2 separate regions of the Homo sapiens genome follow, and region 2 is linked to region 1. A link is a loop called in an ENCODE intact Hi-C map of the cell type or tissue named here. Cell type or tissue: heart left ventricle. All regions are shown on one strand. Links, peaks and the distances in the headings refer to the core of each region. The heading gives the core; the rest is flanking DNA.

Region 1 (2,929 bases), core at 225-2,724:
TCTCATATTTACTAGAATTTTTTTTCTTTCCAACTTGTATTTTAGGCTCAAGGGGTAAATGTGCAGATTTCTTACATGAGTAAATTGCGTGTCACAGGTGTTGTACAGATAATTTTGTCACCCAGGTATTCCACGTAATACCCAATTATTTACTAGAATTGAAACACTTCTGAATTATACTAGCTGTTAATGAAAAAGAGTCAAATTCTGGAAAATATTTGAGGGGATTTATTATGAGCTAAATATGAGTGAACAAGGCCTGAGGCACAGTCTCAAGAGGTCCTGAGAACATGTGCACAAGGTGGTTGGGTTACAACTTGATTTTACACATTTTTGAGGGGCAGAAGTTACAGGCAGACATCAATACATGTAAGGTGTCCATTAGTTCAGTCTGAAAAGGCAGAACAACTCGAATTGGGGGTGGGCAGTGCAGGGAGACTTCCAGGTCATAGGTGGATTCAAAGGGTTTCTAATTGGCAATAGGTTGAAAGAGATAAGTTATTATCTAAAGACCTGGAATCAATGGAAAGGAATGTCTGTGTTAAAATAAGGGGTTGTGGAGACCAAGGTTCTTATTATGCAGATGAAGCCTCCAAGTAGCAGGCTTCAGAGAGAATAGATGGCAAATGTCTCTTATCAGACCTGGAAAGGTATTATGTAAGACCTTTAGTTAGTCTCTCCTGGATCAGGAAAAGATCTGGAAAAGGAAAAGGATTATCTATAGAATCCTTTTCCCCACAGGAGACAGCTTTGCAGAGCCATTTCAAAATATGTCAAAGAAATATATTTTGGGGTAAAATACTTCAGTTTCTTTCAGGGCCTGCTGTCATGTGATGCTGTGCAGGAGTCAGGTTAGAGTTTGGTATCTTATTGCTATGAAGTGTCTGTTTTGCCAGTCTTAAGATCTCTGTTTTATTGTTAACGCTGATCACTTGTGCCTGAATTCCAAAGGGAGGAGGGTACAATGAGATATGCCCAACCACCGCCCTTCCCATCATGGCCCGAACTAGTTTTTCAGGTTTACTTTGGAATGCCCTTGGCCAAGAGAGGGGTCCATTCAGTCAGTTGGGGGGGTTAGAATTTTGTCTTACAGAACTGTGCTTTACTCATTTTTATAACAGTCCAGCCAAAAGTCTGCTCTTAAAGCCAATAGAAAAAGAAAGAAAGACTTAGGAGTGAATCAGTAAACTTCAGGCATTTGTAGCAGTTCATATTAGACATTTGAGGAAGATCTAAACAAATCTGGGGAAGATGAGAATGAGGAAGAAAAGCTGGCCTTCCAATAGGAACTTATAAAAGAGTACATGAAATAAGGCTCAAACCACAGAAGCTTAAAAGTCATGAAAAATGCTAATGAATTCTTTCTAAATTCTAAATTAAAAGAAACATTTTATTAGAATGTCTAAAATGTGTTTTAATTCTGAACTTGATTAACAATTCTGAGTCACAGTTGGGATGTACAATTTTCAGAACAGTTTAGAAACAAGCAAACAAAAAAGCCTTTTAAATGAGTGGATATTTAGGGAAAACTTGTGGGAGTGTTTGGGACATTTGCAGTGAGCTCTTTCATTTTTCCTGATTGCTCATTGTGAAGCAGTAAGTAACAGGCAGTAAGTACCAAACAGATCATTTGGTACAAAAAGAAAAATCTGTATTCAATAACTATAAATTTAGGAACTCTAACCTCTTGCCACAGCATCTCCATGTTATTCAGCATTGGAGCTCAACTACCGACTGTGTCAATCAAATAAGAGTATCAGGTTCCTGTGCTAAAAATATTCCAGCTCAAATCATCTTGGCAGACAATACCAGAAAAAACAAACATTTTTCTGTCTATTAAAGTGACCAAATGTTAGGAGACTAAATATAAGCAGAAAAGACAAGTAATAGCTGCATAACCTTGAGCAAGATACTGACTGAGCCTCAGCCTTTTCTTCATTAAAATGATATTTTTAATGCAGGTCTATAGTCTTTACTCTGCAATTCCAAAACAGGACAAAAAACAAAACACTGTGAAACCCAAAGTGTTTTTGTAAGTTTGGCACCAGGATTATATGCCAAAGAAAACCTACTGTGAACAAATATGAAGCCTCTATTGTCTCAGCACTTGTATCCGTAAGTCACACATGCCTCTGCTATTTGCTGATATTTTCTGACTTGGGGATTAATTCCATGGAAAATGTCGAAAAGGGCTAAAGATATACCTATGGGTAACAGTGAGAAGAAGAAAAGGAAGCATCTGTCTTTATCAATATCTCAGAAAGTGGAGTTATTGCAGAAACTTGATGGTGGTATGTCTGTGAGGTGTCTTACTGAAGAATATGGTATGGGAACCACCACGATATATGACTTAAAGAAACAGACAAGTTGTTGAAATTTTATAGTGACAGCAATAACCAGGAACGAATGAAAAATAGAAAAACATTGCATAGAGCCAAAAATGAAGACCTTGACCCTGTGTTGATTGAATGGGTTCGACAACAAAGAAGTAAAGATACACCACTGACTGGTTTGTTGGTCGTGAAACAAGCTAGAATATACCATGAAGAACTGAACTTTGAAGGAGAGTGTGAATATTCAGGAGGCTGGCTGCAGAAATTTAAAAAGTGTCTTGGAATCAAGTATCTTCAAATCTGTGGTGAAAAGGCTTCTCCTGATGATGAAGCTACTGAAAATTACATTGATGAATTTGCTAAGGTAATATCTGATGAAAATCTTAGCCCTGAACAAATTTACAGTGCTGATGAAACAGCTTTGTACTGGTGCTATGTTCCTAGAAAAACTTTAACAATGGCTAACAAAAGAGCAACAACAGATGTCAAAGATACTAAGCAAAAGTTAACTGTTCTTGAGTGTGCTAATGCTGCAGGCACACACAAGATAAAATTGGCAGTGATTGGAAATAGCCTATATCCAAGGTGTTTAAAAG
Region 2 (2,929 bases), core at 336-2,835, 100 kb after region 1:
TATGCTTTATTTTTAAGAAGGCACTGGATGATAATGAATGATAAACCATTCACCTGTGGAAACAGGATACAATTACAACCCATGTCATAGTCTCTCTAACCATCATTATTGCCATGTGTCCACTGAAATGTGAGGAAAAGGTCTGAGCATCCTTGCACATAACTGCAGGTAAAATGCTCGACTTGCAATATTCGATATTCTCTCTGCTTTCAGCTTCTTTACAGTGTTGCCTTGTGGCATGGAGTTCAAGCAGCATTGTACAGGGCTATCAAAGCACAGAGAGCTTGCTACAGCCAAGGCCAGCCAGAGTCCCAGGCACAAAAAGGGGTGGAGCTGGTGACATACAAAGTTGTATTAACATGTTTTGAAGCATTGCAAGATTCGTTTGGAAAAAATTGAACCTTTTCTGAAATACAAGGTGTATAAAGTAGAACTCTTCACACTGAGGTATATTAGAAAGACAGGAAAGAGGAGTTGAGGCATGGAACAGGTCATAGGAGAGTATTAAAGAACCACAGTAGATCTGTAATGGAGTTTTTATAAATACAGCTTTTAATAGAGGTGACATACATACAGAAGAAGGCTCAAATTATAAGCTTACAGTTTAATTTACACACACAAGCAACCCTGTATAGCCATCACCCAGATCAAGAAATAGAACATTATAGGTACTCAGAAAGCCCCTTGAGCCCCCTCTCAGTTGAATAGTTGAATGTTAGTGTATGAGGCAGTCTTTATGATACATGGGTGTTAGCCCTGCCTTTGAGTTCTGGGTTGACAAAAAACATACTCTCCTTGCATAACACTGAACAGAGTATGTTACTGGCCTGCAGATCAGCGATATACCTTTTTGGAAGCCCTCAGTTCAGACGGAGTTTAAATGGGAGGCTGATACTCAGAGAAAAGAGCATTCCAGAGATGTTTTTTCAAAGTCCACTTGAGTCATGGGACTCAATGTAACAGAGTTTATTTCTTGACATTAACCTTTAAAGGGAATTTTTCCAAGTAATGAAACAAGCCCCAAGACCAATATGTGTGTAGTTGGCTGTACTCATGGGCTCTCAAAGGTCAGCTGGTAACAACCCTTGCCCCACAGAGCAATAGATGCCCTTTCCCCTACTTTCCGCAGAGCTGGCTTCTTGTGCTTTTTGCTGGAGTGAGCCAGCAGGTCAGCAGGTCTTTTCACAGGCATCAGAATCCCTTTGGGAGAGAGCAACTGACTTTACTTTTCACTTTTGATTTCAATTTCAATATTGTTGATTGGTGGAGTAGAGCGAGTGCCAATTTGAAAATGTAGCCATGTTATACACTGGTTTGAGCAACTATTTTATATGTTTCTGTGGGGCTGAATGAGTGAAGGGAATCACCAGTCGCCTTGGGGCCAAGGCTCTACCAGAGGGTGTCCAGTCAGTGCAGACTCCCAGTGGCCGCACCAGTGACTGGCAGTGTTGCATTTCCCATGAGAGCAGCCACCAAGTCCCTCAGTCCTTGCTTTGCTCTCTGGAGTCACTGATTTGAGAACCTTTGATTGCAGCCATTTCATTGAGGGACACCACGTTTACCAAATCTAAAACATTTTTGCTGTGATTCTTGAGATGCTGTGAAATGCTTCCCCATCAGTTATAAATTTTCTGATTCAAATTTTTGGATAGATAATACAAACACATAATACAGACTTCTAAGACATTAGAAGGATACACAAGGAAGTGAGTCACCATTTCCACTTCTGTCTCTCAGTGTTAACCTCAGTAGAGGCTGCCATTTTTTTTAGGGTTTTTTTGTTTGTTTTTATTGTACGTATTACAATATATCTTTGTTTATATTGTATGTAATGTAGGATACATTTATCTTTCCAAAGGTAGCAAACTCTATATAGCATTCTTTTTACAAAATAATAGCTTTATTGAAATATAATTATATGCTATACAATTCACCCTCCATATACTATTCTATATCTTGCTTTATCAGCTTTTTATTAAGAAAATTCATAAACATATGTAAAGGAGAGAGAACAGTATAAAGAACCTCCATTAATCCATCAGTGCAGATTCTGCAATCATTAAGGCTTCACAACACATGCTTTCTCTATATTTTCTTCTTCCTCCTCCCTCTGGTCCTCTCTCCTTCTTCCCTCTTTTTTGCTAAAATACTAGAAAACAAATCCCAGATATTATATCAATCTACCCTATATATTTTAATAAGCATCTCTAAAAATACTGCCTTTTGCTTTTTGACGTAATAACGCATCTTGAAATTGATCATATCAGTATATTTTAAATTGCTTCATTTTTAATGGCCATATAGCATTTTAACATATAGATATGCTGTTATTGATTTGTTCAATTTCCTAATGATATTTAGGTTTTTCCAGTCTTTTACTATTATTTAAAAATTCAGTGTATTTGTATACGGTATACACACATATATGTACACACATGTATATTATTTTGCCTACATGTGAGTATATCAATAGGATAAATTCCTAGAAGGGAACTTGCTGAGTCATCGGATATGTTGATTGTAATATTAACAGATATAAAGTTCCCTCCATAAAGGTGGTTCTAATTTACATTCCCACCAAGCAGGGTTATAACGGTACAAGTTTCTCCACAGAGTTATCAAACTTTTTGATTTTTTTCAATGTAATAGGTTAAAAATTATACCTTATTTTGGGATTAACTATTAATATTATTTACTCATTACTCTATTGGGTTGTTGGACTTTTTTTCTTGTTGATTTATGGAACTCTTTATTAATTAACAAATCCATTTTATGTGAAATGTACTGATAATATTTTCCATTTATTGCTTCCCGTTTGGATTTGTTTGTGGTGATGTTTTTCCCCGAATAAATTTAACTTTTTAAAGTAAATGTAGCAATTATTTTGAGATGATTTCCTTTATTATGCATTTTCTACTTCAACTTTTTT

Evidence for each region. Hi-C counts contacts between places; a loop is a spot of excess contacts. Peaks named below come from ENCODE experiments on the same cell type or tissue, not always from the same donor. Only the 100,000 strongest peaks of a DNase experiment are listed, where the experiment ranks them.
Region 2: it touches region 1 in a loop (2.0-fold over the local background); 8 of 110 quality-filtered maps call a loop at or near these places.

What each region holds. Positions count from the first base shown.
Region 1 is chr10:89,693,570-89,696,498 of GRCh38, reverse strand. It overlaps the pseudogene FLJ37201. Among named protein-coding and RNA genes, the nearest start is that of KIF20B, 6.6 kb to the left of the region's middle. RefSeq lists an enhancer at 2,614-2,929. In heart left ventricle, for the core only: no CTCF peak of the experiment used is centred there; no DNase peak of the experiment used is centred there.
Region 2 is chr10:89,590,098-89,593,026 of GRCh38, reverse strand. The region is part of intron 5 of PANK1 (pantothenate kinase 1); the gene reads left to right. It overlaps MIR107 (microRNA 107), which reads left to right and starts at 200; the gene lies at 200-280. In heart left ventricle, for the core only: CTCF peaks have their summits at 1,240 and 1,447; no DNase peak of the experiment used is centred there; H3K27ac peaks cover 2,500 bases.